Linked DNA regions of Mus musculus: all the other regions are linked to region 3. A link is a loop called in an ENCODE intact Hi-C map of the cell type or tissue named here. Cell type or tissue: heart. All regions are shown on one strand.

Region 1 (8,000 bases), 100 kb after region 3:
TCACAATCAGATCTAGCTACCTCTCTTTTATCCCAGAGGTTTATCCCAGAGGTTTATCCCAGCAGCACTTCTCAAGGACTGTTTCCATCACTTCATAATCTGCTTCCTGGTAAGCCAGCCTGGGGCACATGGAGTCTCAACTACAACAAAATCTGCAAGCCGCATGGTGCGGTCTCTCCTACTCTATATTCCTAAACAGCAAAGTACAGTAATTTATCCTTGTGCCATACAATGACCAGAAATGCCTTTCTTGAGGTGCATATCAGATGCACACCCAAACTCTTATTCCAAGTACTCACATCTGTAGCACCAAGGGTGAGACATTTGCTGTGTACCTTTTTCAGAAATGCAGAAAACTGAAGTCTAACCTGAATCATATGTACTGAATCTGAACCTGCACAAGGTCACCAAGATTTATCCTGACGTCAAAGTCTGAGAAATGCTGGGCTATTAGCATAATTAATTCGTTAATTAATCAAGACAAATAACAAGCCTTAGCTGGTAACTCCAAGTCTGCAGAATGTCTTCATAACATTTTGCTTGGAAGACTCAGAGAATGTCATGCCAGTATCTCTCTCTACGGTATAGAGCTTGCATTCTAGGAAGCAGAGAAAATCAAATCAATATGCATATTGTAGGAGGGGGTGCAAATGTGTTATTAAAAATAAAGTGGAGTAAAGAGAAGGGGAGAGTGGGTTGCATTCAAATTCCTTGCAGACATGGTGATAAAAGAGAGCTGAGGCGAGTGAGGCAGCACAAGAGTGTTGTCTATAGTAAGTGCAAGGTCACTAAAGTGAATTTAGGGGAATGAGAGAGATTTAAACTAACCGGTGCGGTCAGAGAGGCAAGAGGGACGATCTCTTGATGAAAGACTACTTAGTGATCCGCCCTTTGACATTTCATCATTAAAATGGGCATGTGCTTTTTGTGGTGGTAGTTTGTTTTTGCTAAGAATAAAGTGCTAGCCAAGCACATTGGATTTGCGTTGTGGGAGTCTGAACAAACTGTCTTGAAAACCAGAAGTTTAAGTTCCGCGGACAAAACTGGTGGGAACTGGAGAAGGATTTTTGTAACTTCTCTAACACCTCAGGCTCCAACACGCCTCATGCTGAGGGATGAGATAAGCATGGTGTCTGGTTGTGGACTGAGGCAAAAATCTCCAACCCCAGGTTACTACATAACCAGAATGAGGAACTGAGGAAGGTAGTGTCAGGCTGAAGAAGGTAAGGTTCCGGTCAGAGTTTCAAACGTATCCACAGTCCAGGTCCTGAATACAGAGAAGAGCCCACAGTTTCAAACCTCAGGCTAGTCCACCCCTTCTCCAACTTAGTGAAACTTCTCCGCCCACGCAGCGCACTGCCTGGCTCCCCAGTCCAGACCTCGCCTATAACCATGTCCTAGTCCACTTTAGACCCGCCAAGACACGCCTCCTTGTATAGACCCCGCCTCACATCCCACCTCTACTCCCAACCTCCAATCAACTCTAAGAGATTGCGTATTGGTCCCGCCTCTCTGGCTAGACCCCCGCCCTGAGTCCGCCCCTGAAGAGCTGCCTTTTAACCCTTTGCCCCGTGAGGCTCCGCCTCCCACTTAAGCCACGCCCCTCAGTCCCAGGCTGGTCTCTCAAGCTTTGGTTTTGGCCCCACCCAGCTCCCCGGCAGGCCGCTTGCGGACTTGGCGACTAGTCTGCGGCGGACGTGACGCCAAGGCCAGGCCACGGGCAGCGCGGGTCCCCTGTCAGAGGTGTCCCTCGCGCAGGAATGGGCCCGCAGGCGGCAGCTGGCAGGATGATTCTGCTGGTGGTCCTGATGCTGTCTGCGAAGGTCGGGAGTGGAGCTTTGACGAGCACTGAGGATCCTGAGCCTCCCTCGGGTAATCTCTCCGAGCCGCTGCGGGCTGGGGCGGGAGGCCAGGCCGGAGGCGCCGGGCTGGGAAGTCCCTGCGTTCCTGCTGCGCCGCCCTGGGCAAGGCAGCCCCAAGGGGCCCCGGGGGCTCCGCGGTTTACACGCCGCTTTCGCCTCTTCTTTGCCGACACAACACAAATCTGTGGTCTGTTTTACAGTTAGTTTCCACGGCAGCGTTTGGCATTGTGTGTATGACTTACAGACTTTATTTTCAATCTGTAGTCGGAATCCTCTGAAGGAAAAGGGGTGCCAACGGATACTAAGAGATTCTGATTTGTTTGTTAGTCTGGCGTTTAAGTGTTGAGATGCAAGGGTTCTTCTCGTAGCTTAAATCCTCAGAGCCTTTGATTTCAAATGATTATATATTCCCAGGACATATATGCTGGGAATAGTTCCTCTTTATGATTAGAGCTCTAGAGACAGCAATAAAACTTTTCATGCCCTTCCAGTCCCTAATCGTAAGTATCTGAGAAGTTCCCAATCTCCAGCTGCTGGAAGGCATGGGGAGACCTCTTTAACTCTCAGGCGAGTTCCAGCTCTGAACCCCTCCTATGGTTTCCAGGAGCTTCAGTTAGGCGTGCAGATTCCAATCCTGCCTTGACCTGATTTTCACAGTAGCTAGGATGTAACCACCTAGATGTCAGATGAAGGAAATGAGGTGCATGTTCAAACTGAAGTTCCACTGAGCTATAGAGAAAAATGAAATCATAATTGCAGAACAGTGGAATCAGAAAAAGTGTTAGTTGTGTTACACAGCCAGATTAAAAAAGACAATTACCATGTTTTCTTATGATAAATCAACCCCAGAGAAGTGTGTGTAGGAAATCATGAGAGGGGAGGAAGAGATCTTGAGGAAGAAGAGTTTAAAACAAGCAAAAGCAGGGTAATAAAACTCATGGGACATTAATGTAGAAGAGAGGACTCTTGGGGGAGGCAGGTGACCAGAAACAGAGAGCCAGGAGCAACTAAGGAATGAATCAGAAGCAATAATGGTATGTATGCAATATGTATGAAAATGTCTTATTAAAATCTTGTGCTTTCATAATTTAAAATTTTAAATTAAATATAGGATGCATGTATGGAAAAAAATTAAGCAAACAAATCCTTAGACATCCCTTAGGATAGACATGGTACCAAGGGCTAGGTAGATGAATTATAGTTATGACTTACTGAATGCTGGGCACTGTCTATTTTCACATAACAGATCTATTTCTACAGTCACCTCTACTAAAAGTGCCACCGGTATCTGCATCCATGGTGAGGCACACGGGGCTGCCCAAGTGGTAGGAGCCACTTACTAGGTGGTAGAGTACAAATTCTTAACCATCCCACTGCCAGCAATTACCAGGGGGAGTCGCCTGTCCCTGTTGTCCATTGAAGTACACTGTGATCAGAGATTGAATTTACTTTCAGGCTGCTGGAAATCAAGACTGGGTACCTAACCTCATTCAGGGGACTCTGGGAAGACTTTTTCAGAGAGATGTAGCTTAGAACCAGAGGCTTAGAGAGAATGTGCTTGCAGGGATATGAAGTGGTATGTTCAACTAGTGGGAGAGTTTTAACAGACTGTGTGGCAGGAGAGAAATAGGAAACCACTGGAATTCTTGTTGTGTATTAATATCAAGGAATGGAAATGGGGCTTTAATTGGCTTAACCCAAAACAGAAGGTTATTGGTTCAGAGAATGAGATACCAGCTTGGCTTCGGGAAGTTGGAACACAAGAAAGCTACCACTGATGAGCAGTGGTTGTGCACACCTTTAATACCAGCACTTAGGAGGCAGGGGTGGTGGATCTCTGAGTTCGAGGCCAGCCTGGCCTACAGAGTGAGTCCCAGGACAGCCAGGGCTTCACAGGGAAACCCCATCTCAAACAAACAAACAAAACTGAAGAAGAAAGGAGGAGGAAGGAGGAAGAGGAAGAGGAGGAGAGAAGGAAGAGGAGGAGGAAGAGGAGGCAGCAGCTACCATGTACCATTTTTTATTTCTAGTTGTCCTGGTTATTGACAGATTCCCTATTTGGCAGGAATGGTGTGTGCTGGTAGCCTTTGGGTTTTAAAATCTTGCAACTTCTTCTGTCACAACAAAAACCCCAGAGGAAGGCTCATTTCCCTAGCTTGGTTGGGTGCCAACCAAGTGGGAAGGACATTGTTGAAAGGTGTGGTGTGGAGGAATTCTCAGAAGGAGAAGCACACTGTTCCTGAACAAAGTTCAGGGCCCAAGCCAGGAATCTAATGTGCCCAGCATGGTTGGTGTCGCTGAGTGGTGTGCAAGGTTAGAGAATGCTAGTTAGAAGTGCCAGGCATCATCATATTGAGTAGTTTAAGGGAGAGAGTCCATTAGGGAGCTCAAGTGTCAGGAGATGCCATGAGGAGTGGCTGTGTAATGGAGGAGAGGGGAAAGCTTGCAGGAATATTGAGGAGGTGGGGTCAGTTGGACTCTGACTGGGTGTGGGTGGAGAGAGGAACACAGCTGCCTGGCCCAGGGCAGAGCCTTAAACCTAGTGCCAGGTACTTCCCTCTACTTTAGATCCTCCTCTGTGTGACCTCATAGTTTGCACCCGCTATGGTAACACCTATGCCCTTCTGTGTTGTACCCCAGCACTTTATAATGCATTTCCTTAGATTTTTGTCGTGTTCCCTCTGCTGTTTTTATTTGTTTGTGTATTCTGTCTTGAAGTGGAATCTCATATGTAGCCCAAACTTGCTTCAAGCTGAGCTCCCTGGTGCAGCTCCCTGAGTGCTGGGATTATTATAGCCCCAGGCCAGAACACCAATTCCTTTTGCTTAAAGTGAAGATTAAAGTGTAAACTTCTGATTCACAGTCTCTACAGATTTTGAAAGATGACATTTTGATTCTAAAACAAACAACATCAACAAAACCTCTTAGAGATTGAAAGCACATAAAAGTTTTTAAAAACTGATATCCAAAACTTAGCAACACACGGCAACAGTGTAAATTTTTACAAACTAGATGAGCAATAAATGGCTTTGTCATAATTGTTCGAATAATGAGAATGAGATTTTGGTCAGAACAAAGTAACTGCTTGAGAGCAAGGAGTTAGTCTGTGTGCAATTTTCTTGTGAAAGGGGAATTTTACTTTAGCTGTCCCAGGGATTCATAATCAAAATGCACAGTATCCATTTTTTCCTGTCCAAGTTACAGATGTTTCTTACTGTAATTTATTATTCTGTTTTTGTACTGTATACAGTTGTGATGGAGCCTTAAAATCTAGCATTATTGCATGAGATAGATGTTTGTGAAATTATCAGAAAACAGTTATTTCCACTTGTACTTTATATGTTGAGCTTACATCCCTCATTTTATTAAACAGTTGCGATGCTGTTTAATTAAAATGAACAAAACGTTGCACACTGTCATCTTTACCTCCCTTCCCTAAAGCTTTGTTTTCTCCTTGATAAAATATGTCCCGTAACTATATGTCATTCCCAGGATGTGCTCAATGTGGGTGTCATCTGAGATGTGCTCTGTGGAGCTTGCTATGTATGAATTACTGTCACTTAACGCACATCATTACTTCAACAAATAGTTTTAAATATTAGAATATTTTAGTTATGTATGAAGATGTGCATTGGCTTTTTGAAAAATTATCTAGATCAATATAAGAAATGTAAAATTCATTCAAGAGCAAACACTCATTTTTCTACAAGTCACATGGTTTTTTTTCTTGTTTTGTCTTGTCTTAAACTGGGGCTGGCTTACAGGGTCAGAGGTTTAGCCTATTATCTTCATGGTGGGAAACATAACAATGTGCAGGCAGACATGGTGCTGGAGAAGAAGCTGAGAGTTCTACATCTTGATCCACAGGTAGCAGAAGTGAATGCCACATTAGGCCTAGCTTGAGTATCTGAAACCTCAGAACCTGTCCCCACAGTGACACACTTCCTCCATCAAGGTCACACCTATTCTAACAAGACCACTCCTCCTAATAGTGTCATTCCTTATGGGGCAAGCATGCAAACCCAAGCCTCTATGGAGACCATTCCTATTCTGACCACCACATTTCACTTCCTGAGCCCCATAATGCAGAAATGCATTCAATCCAACTTGAGAGGTCCCCACTAGTCTGTAACAGTCTCAACCCTGTGTAAAAGCTCAAAGACTTCTGATATTGTCGGCAGTCTCTTAACTGTGATCCCCTGTGAATAAGACTGAAAAAGCAGATCACATACCTCCAACATACAGTGGCACAGGAGAGGCATCCCATTCCGAATGGGAGAAAAGAGAGCATAGCGGGAAATACTGGGCCAAAGCGAGACTGAAAACCAGCAGGCTGAACTCCACACCCAGCATCTCCATGTCTGACGTCAAAGTGCTCTTCACATCTCCAATTCCTCTCAGCTTTGTTGGCTGTAACACACCTCTCTTTCTTGGGCTGTTTCCACTCTCTGATAGCTCTCCTCAGCAGGAATACTGAAGCAAGGAAGACGTGTTTTGTCTCACAATCTCAGGGGTGCAATCTATCACAGTAAAGAGGGTATGGCAGCAGAGAGTGGGAGTCGGGTTGCCACAGTGAGCTCACAGTCAGATCCATGAGACAGGGAGAATGCTCAGTCTTCCTTCTTCCCCTTTCTCATTTAGTTCACTCTGGGACCCCTTAAGGCAGTGGCTCTCAATCTTCCTAACACTACAACCCTGTAGTACAGTTCCTCATGTTGTGGTGATCCTAGCCATAAGAGTGTTTTCTTTGCTACTTCATAACTGTAATTTTGCTAGTGTTATAAGTCACAGTGTAACTATTTTTGGAGACTGAGGGTTACCACAGGCGTCACGACCCAGGGGTAGAGAACTGCTGACTTGGAGTGACACCTCCTACATCCAGGGTGGGTCTTCCCTCCTCAGATAAACTGTCCCAGAAAGCGCCCTCGCAGACACATGCAGAGGTGCCTTTCCTGGGTGACTCTAAATATATTAGAGGACAGTAGAGATTAACTAACAGCTCATATCATGACTACATTTGCATAATCCAAAGAGAATCAGAACTCTCCTGTCCATTTTCCATAAAAACACATCCTATACGTTTGCTTTGATTGAAATAATTCATCACCTGCTGCAACTGACTTCCTCTTTTATGCGCATGTCTGTCTTTCTAACGTCATCTGATCAGGTTTTCTGTTATTGATGTTGGTTTCTTACTGTGGTCCATTTTGTTTCTGAATCTCTTACAGTGCCTGTACCGACGAATGTTCTAATTAAGTCTTATAACTTGAACCCTGTCGTATGCTGGGAATACCAGAACATGTCACAGACTCCTATTTTTACTGTACAGGTAAAGGTGTATTCGTAAGTATCATTCATTTATTATTTCTCTTCTGTTTTCATCTGAATCCTTGCACATTCCGTCATCCTTCCTTCTGTGACCGCTCCTCCCACTCGCTGAACTTGTCAGCTGTCTGTAGATGTCACAAAGATGCTAAGGATGCTGTTAATAGTGAAGTGGAGTTTGTTTGTTTAATAGTGAAGTGGAGAAACACGACTAACTTCCAAGGTTTCTCTCTAGTCTCTTAGTAAACTAGGATTTATTAAGGAACTAAGATTTTTTTTTTATTATATGTAAGTACACTGTAGCTGTCTTCAGACACTCCAGAAGAGGGCGTCAGATCTTGTTACAGATGGTTGTGAGCCATCATGTGGTTGCTGGGATTTGAACTCCAGACCTTTGGAAGAGCAGTCGGGTGCTCTTACCCACTGAGCCATCTCACCAGCCCAAGGAACTAAGATTTATTACCAAGGAATAGGTATATCGGGTGATGGCAGTGAGGGCAGACACCACTTGACAGTAGTTTAGCAGTGTCTTGTGTAAGAAGGAACCAACCTGAAGCCATTTTTGAATAAAGCTTCCATTTTGAATAGGGGTCAAATAAAGTTTAAGTGTCTGAGACCTCCCTGGGTAACTGACGCCTGCTCGGCAGGGAGAGATCTGTAAATGAATAACTGACATCCTGGTTGAGACACGAATGTTAGGCAAGTCACCCCGCCACTGTTGAATAAACCAACCAATGAGACGAGGAGAAGCATACCGCAGAGAAATGTTCTGAGAAAGTGCCCTATCATTAAATCCTTACTGGTGGAAAATAT
Region 2 (8,000 bases), 72 kb after region 3:
AGGACTTCTTGGTGGAGACATACAAATTATATGGGACCAACTCAAAATCTAAACCTCATGTCTTCTGTCACGATAAAGCTGAGGGAGTTGGGATAGGACATTTGCAGCCTTTATCTCTTAATAAATATGAATATTTTAAAATAGATTCCTCCCTAAATATATCCCCATACCAAATAATAGAGAATAGTCATCTTCCTGTTTTATACAAAGGCATGGCCACTTTTTGGATTAAAGTCAAGAGGAAAAGACACTGCCTTCTCAGTCTGGTCCTAAAGTCTGGACAGCTGCCAATCCAAAGTACTTCCATTCCTTCATATATACAAAGGACAGAAAATACTTCAGAAACTCGTGTTACCTCAATCACCAGGAAAATCCAGTTTTTAAGTGATATCTTAGGTCATTCATAAATTTTAGTAGCTTTGTAACAACAGAGAAATTTCTTAAAAGATCAGCATAAAACAACTGCGTTGTGTAACTTCCCCTCAGCGAAACCACAGGCAATTATAGCGTAAACAGCTGTATCCTCCCAATAAGCCCACGAGTGATTGGGGATATTGTATACAAACTCGGGGCCATGAATAAAGAGGACATTAAATGTCTTCCCTTCTATTGAAAACAGTTTTCTCACATCGTATATCTTGATTATGATTCTCCTCCCTCTGCATCCCCACTTCCTCCTCATCTCACCTCACCTCCCATCCAGATCCATCCCTCTCTGTCTCTCATTAGAAATCTACAGTCTTCTAATGAATATCAACAAGATAAAATATAATATAATAAGACAAAAACTAGCACATCAGCATAGGACAAGACAAACAAACAGAGGAAAAGAACCCAAAGAGAAAACACAAGAAACAGAGTCAGAAATCCACAAAAACACCAAACTGGAAGCCATAATATGTATTCAAAGTGTCTGTAGAATGAAAAGGGAAAAGAAAAAAAATATCAATAAAATAAAGCCAAAAAACAATATAATTTTAAAAAAGGAAAATCCCTGACATGACACTGTGAGACAAGAAACCTCCAAACACGTCATTTAGTTGGTTTTCTGTTGACATCTGCTGCTGGGAGTGCGGCCTACCTTTAAGAGTGAATGGTTTCCCCAGGGATATTCCTTTGGAGAGAACTAAACTTTCATTTGCAGATGGTTATCAATTGGAGATAGCTTCTGGGTTAGGGATGAGGACCCCAACTGGTGCAAACCCACACAGGCCCTGTGCATGCTACCCCAGTCTCTGTGAGTTCATATCTGCATCAATCCTGTTTAGTTAGAGGGCCTTGTTTGTTTGCTCTTCTCTAACACACACCCCTGTGTCTTATACTCGTTCTACCTAAAAGAACATATTTGTGTTTGTTTGTTTGTTTGTTTGTTTGTTTTATGTCGTCTTTAAGTATCTATCTTCTGGTAAGTAATATCCCTTAGCTATAAAAACTTTGAACAAAAATTTGGGCCAATGAGATGGCTCAGCAGTTAAGAGCAATTGCTGATCTTGCAGAGGACCCAGGTTCATTTCCCAGCACCCATGTGGTGACTTCCAACCTCCAGCTCCAAGAGATCTGCTGCCCTCTTCTGGCTCCTCAGACATCAGGCGTCCATGTGGTACACATACACACGTAAAAGCAGAACAAATACACAGATCAAAAATAAATAAATCTGAAAAGTTCTAAATAGCACCCACTTAACACTGTGCTCAATAAGCCCTGTTGCTTTATCTGGGGTATTGTCTATTGGTCACAAAAATCCCACAAAAAAGTTGTCATTGTTCTCCCCATTTACTGGAGAGGTAAGTAAATCCTAGAGAATCAGATGCATAGGAAATATGTTAGCAAGGCAAGATTCAATACTGCATCCCTCTGACCAGAATTGATGCTATTTTATTTTATTTTATTTTATTTTATTTTATTTTATTTTATTTTACATTATTTATTTCTTTATCCCCATAAACATGAACATTTCTATGTGGTAAAGGCCTAGGCTTTTGTTCTTCTCCTTCTCGATTCCCTCAATTAATTGTTGTGCTTAGAAGCATTCCTTCAGTGAGTGTCTTAGAATCAGGTCACCTCTTTTTCTGTAAGAATTACAAACTGGTAAGTTCTGATATATCTCACCCTATTCCTGTGCATGCCCTTACCATGTAAGAGTGTTTTCTGTTTTGAATGCCACATATTCAACTCCTAACCAAGAGCTATACAAGTTTGGGGAAGAATCTAAAGTCTATTATCTTAGAAATTGTGAACATAAATACCTTTATTAGATCCCTAAAATCCAAACTGGCATTGGGACTGAACCGCATTGACATATCTCAGCTCCTTCCCAGAGTCCCTGTGCCAGCCGTGAATATTTCAGCACAGACCTGAAGCTAACACGGAAATGGATGGTGCTGATCTGTAAGGAAGAGTGAACAGAGTAGAGAAAGCAAAACGTGAGGTTAGTATGTGCTTGGCATATTTAAGAAACCCAAAGAAAGCCATGCAACTTAAGCAAATAAGACAGCAGGAGAGCATGCCAAAAGTATGTCCGAACTGAGCCAAATGCACAGACACTGAGAGGCCACATCTTCTAAGTCCAGACTCTACTTTAGAGAACCTGACCTACGTTTGAACTCAGGTAAACTAAGACTCGTACCTAACATTAGTTTCCAAGTTGTCCCCCCAACAAAACTGGAGCCTAGCTCCCGTCTCTAGACGAATCTCCAACAAGACCAGTATCTCCATGTTATTCCCCCAACAAACCTGCACCCCCAAGTTACAAGCTCACCCCCTGCCTAACAACCACCAATGCAGAGGGGAGCAGAAATTAAGCTTTGATATGACTCCCAGCACCAGCCAATTATGTTAAAGTCAATTATGTTAACTTCCCAATTAGAAGCACGCATATCCATCCCTGCTTGCTGGTTACTATAAAGCCTTTCCCCAATAGATATTTGGGGGCTCCTCTACACCAAAACCGTCCTGTGTGACAGTGGTGGGTTGGAGAGACCTGAGCTAGCTCAAATAGCATAAAGACCCTCTTGTGGGTTGCATTAGATTGGCACCTGTCTGGTTTTGGGGGGTAGTCACTATACTTCCTGGCACTACAACACAGGTGACAGATGGGAACTAACATGTAAGATATAGAGGAAAGTCTAGGAAGGCTTTATTTTTGGTTTGGGACCTTAGCACTTGGAATAGTGGAACCACAGAAAATGTGAGCGTGGGACCCAGAGACCAAGAGTCTGTGGAGCCGTTAACGTTGAGTAAGTGGATATGCCAGTCTGAGGATGGGTTCAGGCTAGAGAAATACAGTTAGAGATGAGGACATGCAAGGGAAGCAGAAGGGAAACCAAAGGAAGTGGTAAGAAGCAGAAAGAAAATTACAAGTGGTAGCCTGGGGTTAAGAAAAGAGGTGTTCTGTTTGTGCCAAGTGACCATGTGTGTCAAATGCCAACACTTCCAAGGAGGAGTCAAATACAGCTGGAAAATTGCCTGGCCACTGACTTTAGTAAGATGGGGATTTTTCAAAACGCCTTTCTGTGGCACTGGAGATGTGGCTCCGTGGTTACGACCAGGATGACCAGGGTTCAAGTCCCAGAACCTAGATGGTTCCTCAGAGCCACCTCCAACTCCCTTTGCAAGGGAGTCCATTGCCTTCTTCTGACCTCCACAGGCACTGCATGCATACAGTACACAGACATATGTGCCAACAAAATGTTCATATGAGTAAAGTAATGAAATAAATCATTATAAATAAATAAATAAATAAATAAATAAATAAATAAATAAATAAAATAAAAATCCTTCACTGCGATATTGGGGTCCTTCTCATCAAAATATGAAATTTAACTGTGTCAAGACTTTGTAAACTTTCTCATTGATATTCAAATATTAACATAAATAACCTTTCATCTTTTAAATTTTTTTACCATCTCCATTCTTACTAACACTATAACCAAGTTCAGGCCTCTGTTTCCCTAGGGCTGGGTTATTGAGTAAGCTCGAAGATTCCCTTGTTTGTTCCTACCAACAACCCATCCTGATTAGTCATTCTGGAACAAAGATTTTTTTTAAGAGGTCCCAGATTCTCTGGCTTTCCTCCCAGCATGCTGAGAATTTTCTCTTAGCCATTTCCTCACTGTTAATTTTTGTGAAAGGAAAAGTCCCCAACACAAGATGATGTGTTTGAACAATTGGTCTCCAGCTGGTAAAGCCATTTGCAGAGGTTGTAGAACATTTTGGACCCAGACTGCAGCCAGCAGACTGGGTCACAGGACAGGGCCATCTCTCTGCTTCCTGACTGCAGCAGCAATATAGTCAGTGCCTTCTGCCCCCACAGAGACAGCTGCAGGCTGCTCACTCTTTCATGAATTCCCTGCAGGTGTGGATTGTATTTCCTCACCCATGAGGCAAATTAGATCATTCTTCCATCAAGTTTCTGTCAGGTACACTCTCATAGCCACAAGAAATGCCACTAATAGATCTACCTTGCACACCCATGTCCTTCTGACATGCTACATGTCCCTGTTTCTTTCCCAGGACTAACTATTCTCTTTAATTCCACAGAGAAGAGTCCTCTGGTACAACCACAGGAGAGAGTGAGTCAGGAGTCCCCCCCCCACCCCCCATTCTCATTTGGGCTCAATCTCTGTTAATTGAAAAGGAAATTCAAGATAGTGAAACACAATAGGGCTGACTAAGTAGATAGAAGAACTGATGTTTTCTAAGAAAATATAAGTTACTCAAATGGTTAGAGTTAAGTGAGTTTTTAAATCTGACATTACCAGATACTAGCAAGGGCACCCAGCTACTGGAACTCTCATTTGCTCTTGAAGGCTTGGGAAGCTGTGGAGCAGTTTCTTTTATAAACAACCATTTCACACAGAACCCAGTGATCTAACTCTTAAGTGTTTACTACAACAGGATTCAAACATACTTCCCCACCCAACCCGATACACAAATCAACTACAAATAAATGTCTATAATAGCAATAGCATTGTTCATAATCTCCGAAACTGGGAGCAATCCAAACAACCATGAAATGGTGAAGAGGTAACTAGAATTCTCCTCTTAAATAAAAAGAAGAACTGAGCCCAAGCATATAGGCAACATGTAGAATCTTAAAACAACATTCTGAGTAAAAGCAGCTGGGTATAAAAGGCCACAAAGTCCAATGGTTCCCTTTGCCTAGCACTTAGGAAAAGATTGACATACATAGACAGAACACACACACAAGAGCTTGCCAGGGGCTGGTGGAGGGTGGAGTCTAGGACTACAAAGGAAAATGAGGGAGCTCTCCAGCAGGATGGAAAGGACACTGCAATGATAGTCACGGTGACTCCATGACTAAATCAACTGCCAAAGTCACAACACACAGGAGACGTGCATTTGGCTGCTTATCAATATTCTCATGAATCTGATTTTAGAAATGAAGTCCTATGAGGGCAATGCTTTATTTACTGACTTGTTCGTAGTATCTATAACTATAAATAAAAATTATAAAATCATTAATAAGAAGAAAGATAGGGAAGAGCAAAGTAAAAGAAGAAAGGGAAGGAAAGAGGGAAATAAAGAGAGGAAAGGAAGAAGAAAGAAAATTCTAATTGTGAATTCTGGTTTGACAAATTTTAAGATTCTTAAATAGATAAATTCTGGAACTAGACTATAGCTCATCCTATATATAAGCTTCAGAATTTGCTTATTAAGCACTTGACTTGAAATGTATAAAATATTGTACTTTTGGATTTAATTTTTATAATCTGGAGTATGGAGTAAGCATAGGAGACATAGGAAAAGCATACTTTTACATATCAAAATAATGTAAGCTAGAAGTTAAAACGAGCTTCTCAAATGCATATTCAAATCTCTTAATATAGAGCTGGCTAAGTGAACACTAGTGAGTTCAAACAGCAAGAATTTAAATATTAAGGAGAATTTCTTCTAAATTGCTGGTGTGTTTTGTGCCAAACTTCTGCTACATGGTTAAAGTGAGAACTCAGACCTGTTCAGTCCCAGAGCACAATGAATGGAGGACACATCAGTTAGTAGTGCACTTTAAAAAAAAATAATAATAACTGCAACCAAGAACAACTGACTTAATGAGAGGAAAAAATGCTTGAAAACAAAGATGCTAGCAGCTCAGCATTCTACATTATCAACAAACAAAAGTAGCATTGGAGTCTCCTAAGACCAGGGAGGGCTATCCTTGTAGAGGAAACCTTTCATCAAACACAAAATGTTTAAAGAAAATGAAAAATATCAATCAAATTCCATGAAATGCTGGGACAGTTGAGGTTTCTAAATGCCTGATTTTAGACTTACTCTTTTAGGGTCTGGGAATTAGGGGAATAATCCACTATGAAAACCAAGTTCAAGTCAGCACAAGTATCTTTATTCAGAAATTGATCAGGGAGACAGCTGGTTTCAGTATTCAAACTGTGTCAGCATGGGGGTGAGGGGAGGACAAGCAATCTTTAAAAAAGAAAAAAAAAACCACACAAGTTAAGTGGAGTAGAGGCAACCAATTAGGTGTATGCATGTTGTATGTTTCCAAACATTTTTAACACCTGGCATCTTAAGTGGGTTACTACCCATCAACTACCTCAGATGGCTATCTTAATAACTTGGCCTAGATTGAGGCCAGCCAATCAGAGCAGCTACAGGATTTCAGTTCCAACTGGGTGCTAACCAACAAAGCATAGGGTAGGATGCTGTGGTCTAAGTTCATATGGGGTACATGGAGTCAGAAGCCTTTTCTGGGAATTCAGTTGTTTCTTAGAATTTAGAGTAGTACAAAATGGAGACTAAATAGAAGATGGAGTCTCTGAAGCTAAAGAGGCCCCCAATACCTTGTCATTATCAGCCTTGCAAAGTCAACAACAAGTCTGTCACTATTAAATCAAGCCACCTTCATTCCCCAAAGGTTACTTATTTGTGCAAGGCCTCCCTTTTAATCTCTGGGTGGAAACACAGACAGACCCCATCTTTTTGAGAAAAAGCAGTAATAACGAATGTCGATATATAAACCATGTCTAATGACTATACAATATAACCAGGAAACAAGAGTACAAAAAGCAAGTAGGTATGAAGATATTCAAACTCATTTGAAATGTGAGTGGTCACGGTCAACACCAAGCTTTGTTGGGATATAGGAATCCCTAGTGCAAGTAAGAGTACTCAAAGTACTTCACATGTCACCGTTGGGAGTGTAAACTGTTACTGCAAACATTTTTGGAGTTATTTACCTGGCTTTTCAAGAGCCAACAAGCTAATAACTAGCAGGTGACTGATCTTCCTGAGATGGTCCACCTTGGACTAAAAGATGTACTGTCTTGTGATGCTATATACATAAGATGATTTCTTAATCCTTACTGATGATCGGATAAGAATTCCTAAATCTATAGTAATTATTAAGCTCTTTTAATAACACTGCTATTAAATCCTTTCTGATAGTCAGAACTGCAATGAGAACTTTGCCAGTCTTTAGTGTCATGAGTTAATTGCTTCTGAGGTAGCAAGAAGGCATCTACCACTCAGAGCACATTCCAACAGGTTGTAAACCATTGTCCAAAGATCATGAAAAGGGGACTAACGACTTATTATAGGTGCCAGGACAGAAGATAAAATATTGACAGGGTTTATCTATACAAAACCTCACTAATAACTTAGCTATGGTTTTCAATTCTCCATGAGCCTGTGGAGCTGTGACAGGTGATAAACATTTAAGCACATACATAAATGCTCCTAATGGATATGCAGGTAAACATTCTCTGTTGTAAACTACTAATTCTATTTAAGATTTGAATTTATGTGTAAACTTGTGATGAACTTTCTACCATGTGATCATGCATTCTGAAAGATGTATAAGTGCTGAAGATGTAGAGAAGATGTAGAGACCATTCCTCTTTTCCCCTTTGTCTTAGAGAATTTTCATATGAAATAAACACTAAATTCACTTTTTAAAAAAGATTTATTTATTATATGTAAGTACACTGTAGCTGTCTTCAGACACTCCAGAAGAGATTTCG
Region 3 (8,000 bases):
CCAACAGAATTAGTGTGATCCTTACCAAGAACACAAGAAGGAACTGGACTGCTGAGACAACTCCAAAATCATGGGGTTATTTGTGCCATTGTGGCCATGGTTAACACTTTGCTAGGTTTGCCTTTGATAAGAGCAGAAGTTGGAGATGGTACACACCTTTATCTTCCTGAGAGAACATGGATAAATATCACTTGATCTTCTGTATTGGTTGAAGCTTTGAGAAGTGTATTTGGTACCTTTAAAGCATATTGAATACCTTTCTCTTCTTAACACCTCTAGACTCTTGAAAAGGATTGTTTTTCAAGAATTACAGTTAGCTTATATGGAAATGGGGACCTAGACTCTTAGGAAGTCTGCACAGAGAACAGCACACCTGTTATGAAGAATGCAATCTACAAACAGCTTTCCTTTGATCCAGTTCTGTGTGTGAGTCTACAAGTTAGTCTCAAGTTAATGTAGAACTTGCTGCTGCAAGCACTTTGAACAAAAGGGCATCGGAAAGCATCAGAAGCCAGGTCTCTCGATCTCGCTCCTGTAATTTGTCCTCCTGTAAAGCAAGCCACGGAAAGCAGAATTCTTCTTCCCCAGGGAGATCACTCCTCTCTGCTTTGTCCTTACGGTCCCTCTTTCCTGAGGAGCCCTGTCCTGTGTCTAGAAGAAATGCCACAGAAAAGTCAAAGAGAATCTGAGCCACAGGAGTTGCTGGCTTTCCATCTCAGATCACACTCTAGCTCCAGACCACACTGTTGTGTCTAGTTACATTGTCATGTGAGTGCCTGGTCCTCATGAGTGCCTGGTCCTCATCAGCCCTACCTAGGAAAAATGGACAATGTTCCCTGGGTTTTTTAATTGTCATTTCTGAAAGCCATCACTTTGGGTCATGCAAAACGTTGGCTAAGTAAACTTTCTATGCTTTTCTCTTGTCCACCTATGTTCTGAGTAGGAGTTCTGGCCATGACGCTTACAATAAGGAAAACATACTTTTGTGTCCTTATATATAATATCTGTGGATCCGGTGCCACCATCCTTTCAAGGGTGAACTGTCTTACACTCAGGTGAAGTCATCAGAATTCAGACATTGGTCTGCCATTCATAGGTTTCTCCACCCCAAGCTCTCTATATCACCTCACTTAGCCACTGCTTATCCCTAGCTGGCCACTGTGGTAAAAGGTTAATCACAAACGTGGGTATTTATAGGGAATAATATGATGGGAGTAACCACATGTGGGTGAAAAAGAAATGAAAAGTCATGGCGACACAGAGCTTGTGACTATCCTGCAATTGGGATGGGAAACAAACAAAGGGGTCAGAATTCTGCCTGTCAACACAGGAAGAAAAGCAGACTGCTGGCTGGAAATATTAATCTGATCTTGGATGCTGGTCATAGAGGCTACACTCAGGAAGCTGAGGCAAGAGGATTGACAAGAGTTCTAGGCCAGTTCTAGGCTACGGTGAAACCAACCAACCAACCAACCAACCAACCAAACAAACAAACAAACCTGTTGTGTTAGGAAGTTGACAGTTGTTGCCTCAGAGAGCATGTGGCAGTGTCTGCAGACAGTGAGGAGTAGCATGTCACTGGCATCTGGTGTGACATGGCCAAGGGTTCTGTAAGCATCCTAGAATGCACATAGAATGTACACACAGAGCAGCTGCCTACAACAAAGAAATTTCCAGGCCCAAGTGTCAGCTGCGCTTTAAAGCAGAACTCCACTGAGGAAGCCAGTCTTCTTTCCTTGCATGGTTATTTCCCAGTAACATGCTTGAAACATTCTGGCAATAGTGACAGACAGAAATGTGCTTAGAACATTAATTCATAATTATGAGATGATTGCGATATTTCTAGAATGGGAAATCAGATATTTAAATGCACATGTCTCTAAAGATTGGTATAAAAGAAATAATTAACATCCAAAGTATCTATGACTCTTAAATCACAAAACTACTACTAAATGTTAAATATTGGGCTAAAATACAGAGCACATTTCATCTTTTAATGAAGAGAATTCTTTCTGTAAATTACTAGAACTCTTAAGGAGTTGGAACAAGTACTATCCAAAGTAGACGAGGAGCCACAGAGTATGGTACAGGAACACTGGGGTGAGCTTGTGATTGCACTAAGCCTGGTCTCTGCTCAGTGACTGTATTGTGTTCAGGTCTAAACCCACAAGGGCATCCTACAAAAAAAAAGGGTAGATTTAATATAGCTTCATCACATGTGTAAAAGCAAAACAATTGGGGGGGCATATTCATTAAATGAAATATAAAAACTCTAACTTGCTCATTGAAAACTAAGTACTTGTAGAGGAAACAAAGACACTTTATTTTCTTATTCTGCAGGAGTATTTCTAATATAATAAGACACCGAGACTGTGTTTAGCTCAAAGTCTATATGGTTGACTCCAAAGTTCAAAATTGCTTTGTTAGATGTAAGCCTTTGTCCCTGGACGGACAGGCTTCTGTCTCTTAGGAAAGAAAATTAAGTTGTATTTTCTATGTGGTGGTTCCTGAATGCAGAATTTTAGATCCGCTTTAATAAAACACGTGGCTGTGTAAGATTTTATGTTAGTAACGGTGATGGAAAGAACATTGATTTATTATTATTATTATTATCATTATTATTATTATAGAAAATTTATGATCACAAATTCAGCATCTATCAAAGAGTTTGGCCACAGTGCACCAAAAAAGCCTCCACCTACTGGGCAATGTTACGACAGGGCAAGATAAAAGCAAAGCTGGTTCCCTTCTTCCCATCACAACAAAAAGGTCGATAAAGCACACACTTGATATCAAACAGAGCTTCCTGCTGGCTTCAGTTACCTGGGAGTCTGGAGCCTGTGGTTTGAGTAATGTTCTGTCCACAATGCCGGGCAGCAGAAGCATAGAGAGAATGTCGGGCTTCCAGCCGGCTGAGCGAGCGCCTAACAACTTCAGACTCATTCTTTATTCTCCATCAGAAACGATAGCAAATGTGTTAAAAGGAAAAAAAAAAGTATTCACCGATCTTCTGATGTTGCCTTTTTTGGTGCTAGGAATTGTGTAACAGAGGTGATCCAGACGAGGTGATCCGCCCTTGAGCTACCTTCCAGGGTCATGTAAGTTTGCAAAAGAACCGAAAAGGAAGAGTTTTGCATAGTTCCTCTTGAAAACAAATGGTTTTTGTTTGTTTGTTTTATGTTTGTTTGTTTGTTATTGTGGAAAATTCCTGAAGAAATAAGATAGAGGTTGCTGGGGTGGGCACTGCAGATGACCAGGTGAAAACAGGACCAAACAGAGTACACATGTGCAGCATAAGTGCAAACATTGTAACTTTTATCTCTTTGATCCTGAGAAATTTTGTCAAAGTAATGACGTTAATATTTTTAAACTCTATATTTTGGTATGCAATAGGACATTTATCCTAGAGTCCATAAGAATGATTTTTTTAAATATGAATGCTTATATCAGTACTAAAGAGGACTCTGCTTGAATCCTCAGGTACTTACCTCATTTTCAAGTGTATCAATTAAAAAGATTACATAATAGGTGCTCTGAGTGGACACATAATTTTCTCACCATTTCTAAACATTCCTACCAAAAGTATAACGTTTAGCTGCCACCCAAACGGTGGAAATGCATATGTACATCTGCGACTTACAAACTGTGTTTTGAGAAACGCTTGTGAGGGAATGCTGCAGCTGCTGATAGGTTGACCTTTAGATTAAAGGAAGGAGAAGACAAACAAAATTCTGGCATGACTGAAACAGAGTGGTAGAAGCCCCGGAGAAGGACCACCAGGGGGCAGCATCCTCAAGCGGTTGTGATGGGGTGAGGCGCCCCCCCCCCCCCCCGCAAGGTTGTTGGTTAGCTCCAGCTATTTAGAACCAGAACCGTTTTCTGATTTCCAAGTTAAAACCCCTAAGTACAAAAACATGTGTCCCCACCCCCAATGTGAAACGGACGAAATTCAAAAGCAAAAATAATACTTTATGCAGCTCAGCATGTACCCTACATCGTTCTGAGCGATGTACATGGATCAAGCAGCTGCCATGACAACCTTTGCAGTGTAAACACTGTTGCTAGTACATTAAAATCACGTGTGCATTTATATGATGCATTGTCTATGATTTTTAATTGAAATTTACAAATGAGGAAACCGGGACACAGAAGTTTATCACGTGCTCATGCCATACAAATACCAAATACCAAGTACCAGAGCTGAGATTCGGACCAAAAGCTCTGGCCCAGAGATCAGATCTGAGACTGAGCCAACAGACTGAGGCTCTCAAGGCAGTGTTTCCTTGTTGGCGCACTATCAAGTTCAGCTACCAGCGCAAGGTCCAACTTATGGCCTTGTCTGGAACACAGCTTCTGTGTGCTGAATCTCTTGAAAACACTTCCCCCGAAAGTTTTACCCCAACAATGCTGCTTTCTTCGTAATCGTGGCTAAATTCTCAGCTCTGGCCAACCAGCATTGAGTATCCAGCAAGGATTTTACTTTAGTAGTTCTGGTATCTTGTTCATCACAGATGGTTCTTCATCCCCAGCTAACCAAAACTACAGATCCTTCACACAAAATGTCCTGTAGAGTCTTTTCTTCCCGCTGACACTGCACAAGCTAGGCCTCCAGGTTTTTTTTTTTTTTTTACTGTTTGCAGCAAGCTCTTACAGAAGTGACTCAATGGCTTTTCTAGCCCCAAGTTTCACAGAACAGTTCATCCTCAAAAGCAGTGAGGACAGGAACTCAAACAGGGCAGGAGTTCATTCAGGGCAGGAGCTGATACAGAGCATGGAGGGGTGCGGCTTACTGGCTTGCTCCTCATGGCTTGCTCAGCCTGCTTTCTTGTAGGAGGCCAGGGATGGTGCCACCTACAGTGGCTGGGCCCGGCTCCATTGGTCACTAATTGAGAAAATGCCTTACAGCTGGATCTTAAGAGTCATTGTCTCAAGTGAGGCTCCCTCCTCTCTGATTCCTCTAGCTTGGGTCAAGTTGACATAAAACCAGCCAACATTTGGGTCTGACCTGCTTCAGGGATGTCTTAGTTACCTTTGTATTGTTGAAAAGGGATCATGACCAAATGTTTTCTCTTAGAAAAGAAGACATTTCACTGGGTGCTGGCTTACAGCTTCAGAGGATTGGTCTTTTGTCACCATGGCAGGGAGCATGGCAGCAGGCAGGCAAGCAGGCAGCTTTACATCCTGTTCCACGGGCATCAAGAAGACAGAGGGAGAGACACAGGGCCCAGTGTAGGCTTTTGCAGTCTCAAAGTCCACTCTCAGTAAGACAACACCTCCTAATCCCCCTAAGCCTTCTCGGTTTCATAACCTGGTGACTAAGAATTGAAATTTGGAAGCCCGCGAGAGCCATTTTCGTGTAAATCACCATAAGGAGAGATGGGTATCAAACATGAGAGGGGTCACCGTGCTTCTGCGGTTTTCTCAGATACCACAAGCTTGCACATCTCAGATCTCCAAGCTCCACATGGAGGGAGACCATGTTTGAGGATAGTATATCTATCTAAGGCAGTATAACATCTAAGACAGATATATCTAATATATGTATAATATATATCTAACATAGATAATATATGTATAATATCTAAGATAGGTATAACACCTAAGGCATCTGGGACTGAAATAAAAAATTTAGTAAGGGAGACTTGATTTTTGTGTTTTAGAAATGGAGAAAGGATGGATCCTATTTGAATGCTGAGCCAAAGTACACCTCTAGCAAGTGAGATTAGCCTTGGACATGTTTTTAAATAGTAGCATGAAAGATTAGAAACATGACCACCTTTAAGTTCACAGATGCTAGCGGGGAGGGAAAGCAAGCCTACATTTTGGAGTGTGTATTAGGAACAACATGTTTTGAAAAGTTAGCAAAGGCAAGTGAGGAGAGCAAGATGACACTAAAGAAAACTAGCATTCATCAAGACCATTACAGAGATGACAACTGCTTGCTGGTTAATGTTCATCTGGCTCAGACCAGCAGGTGCACATGTGTGGGTGCCAGAGGTCAACCTCCCACCATGACTCACTCTTGCTCCTGCATAGACCCCTATTATTGTCAATGAGAGAAACAGCTCGCCTCAACAAGATAAGAGATAGTTTATTCTAGAGCCAGTTATGAGTGACTATGGCTCAGGAACACAGATTTTACTTTCTCCAAATACCACGTTCCAACGAGGTAGCAATTTCGTGCTTTTCCAGAAATAGGGAACCCCAAATTAAGGTACTTTTTAAATGTATTAGTGCAAACATTTGATAAGCAGGTTACAACAAAGAGGTGGACTTTTTGGAATACCTTAGATGCTATCCAGTGATGCTACTAGCTTTTGGGTTGGTAGAAGCCAATAGTCTGTAAGTTCATTCATTCAAGGTTCTACCTTGAAGTCACAAGGACAGGAACAGAAAAAACAAAACAAAAAGAAGACAAAACAAAAAACAAAAAACAAAACAAACAGACAGGAACAGAAAAAAACAAAACAAAAAAAGACAAACAAACAAAAAAACAAAAAAACCCCACATCAGCGGGAGGTCTGAAGATGACTCAAGATAAAGTTTAATTAGGGTCTGAACCTGCAACACACTGCTGGATTCACAGTCTCCAAATTTCTAAAGTTAACCAGCCTCGCTGAAGGGTCAGTGAAAGGTGGTTTCCTTCACAGCAAGCAACAGGATGTGTTTGTTTAAACAGCTGAGACTTAGACTTACTTAATGCCAGGAATCTGCTCTGCGCTCACTCAGAGCATGGTGATAGTGGTGTGGTTTAGAGCCTGACCTTAAACTTAGAGATCTGGGAGTTTCGGAGAAACTGAAAACAGACACGTTAGTGACTAAAGAGAAAGGTGAAGATATGGACAAGTGAACAAAAACGCCCAGAATTCAAGGTCAGACAGTGGGACCGGGAGATAGGGATGGTTTCAAAACTAAACTCGTAGGGCATTCAGAGGGACAGGAAGAACTCGGTGCAGGAGAGGAGAGCACAAATGCTTCAACAAATGCTGAGTGTGTGTGATTACTGAAGGAGCTTCCGTCTCTCTGTTAAGCACCCACCTAGCATGTAGAAATAAGCCTAATCTGCATGAAAAGAGGTTACTGCACTCAAGAATGCCACTTCTGATGGGAAAGGTTGCTGGGAATTAAGGAGCATTATCCATGCTAGTCAGGGGACTTTCTTCCACAGGATACATTTAGTTCCAGATTAGACATGGAATTTTCAAAATTAATTATGGAGAGAGAGAGTTCCTGACTGAGACCTTTGCCTGTTTCTCCTGTCCCTTTATGACTTTGATAATTAGTTTATTTTGAAAGGTTTCCTTCTTTCTTTCTCTCTCTCTTTCTTTCTCTTTCTTTCTTTCTTTCTTTCTTTCTTCCTCTCTCTCTCTTTCTTTCTTTTCTTCCCCCCTCTCTCTTTCCTTTCTTCCGTTTTTTCAAGACAGGATTTCTCTGTATAACCCTGGCTGTCCTGGAACTCACTCTGTAGACCAGGCTGGCCTCAAACTCAGAAATCTGTCTGCTTCTACCTCCCAAGTGCTGGGATTAAAGGCGTGTGCCACCACCGCCCTGCTTGAAAAGTTTCTTTAATGACTTGAACTTGATTTTGCTTCTCTGGGACTTTGCTTCATCATCTATCTATGAAGACAGGCAATAATAGTGGGTGGCTTTCAACATCCCCCCACAGTAAGACCGACTCAGTTAGTACCACAGAACATTACAAGGTAAGCTGACCACATAAGTTATAGAAGGGCATATAGGATCTATAGAAAAGTTGGCGATGTGTGATCTCTTTCCACAGGTCAATGTTGTATGTGTCTATGAAGTATATGTGGGTAGACATTCGTCTTTGTGCATGTATGGTGTGTGGTGTATGCCCCTGCATGCATGCACCTGTATCCATGTATGAACCTGCATGCATGTACCTGTGTTGTGTATGCACCTGAATGTATGTGGCAGCCAGAGGTGAGTATTATGGTGTCTTCCTCTGCTGTTTTCTATTTTACTTTTTGAGACAGGGT

Evidence for each region. Peaks named below come from ENCODE experiments on the same cell type or tissue, not always from the same donor. Only the 100,000 strongest peaks of a DNase experiment are listed, where the experiment ranks them.
Region 1: it touches region 3 in a loop (2.1-fold over the local background); 8 of 42 quality-filtered maps call a loop at or near these places.
Region 2: a loop joins it to region 3, with 2.6 times the contacts of the local background. A loop is called at or near these places in 3 of 42 quality-filtered maps.

Annotation. Positions count from the first base shown.
Region 1 is chr10:19,590,326-19,598,325 of GRCm38, forward strand. It overlaps Ifngr1 (interferon gamma receptor 1), which reads left to right and starts at 1,624. Exons shown (of 7, transcript NM_010511.3): 1 at 1,624-1,872; 2 at 7,091-7,205. The coding sequence starts at 1,761. In heart, no CTCF peak of the experiment used is centred here; DNase peaks (open chromatin) are centred at 1,546, 4,126 and 4,336; H3K4me3 peaks cover 2,028 bases; H3K27ac peaks cover 1,628 bases.
Region 2 is chr10:19,559,496-19,567,495 of GRCm38, forward strand. No RefSeq gene overlaps it. Among named protein-coding and RNA genes, the nearest start is that of Ifngr1, 28 kb to the right of the region's middle. In heart, no CTCF peak of the experiment used is centred here; a DNase peak (open chromatin) is centred at 4,186.
Region 3 is chr10:19,487,920-19,495,919 of GRCm38, forward strand. Gm33104 (predicted gene, 33104) reads left to right here. Exons shown (of 4, transcript NR_152784.1): 2 at 3,036-3,098. Among named protein-coding and RNA genes, the nearest start is that of Gm33104, 5.2 kb to the left of the region's middle. In heart, a CTCF peak has its summit at 3,752 (motif pointing right); DNase peaks (open chromatin) are centred at 3,782 and 6,702; H3K4me3 peaks cover 383 bases.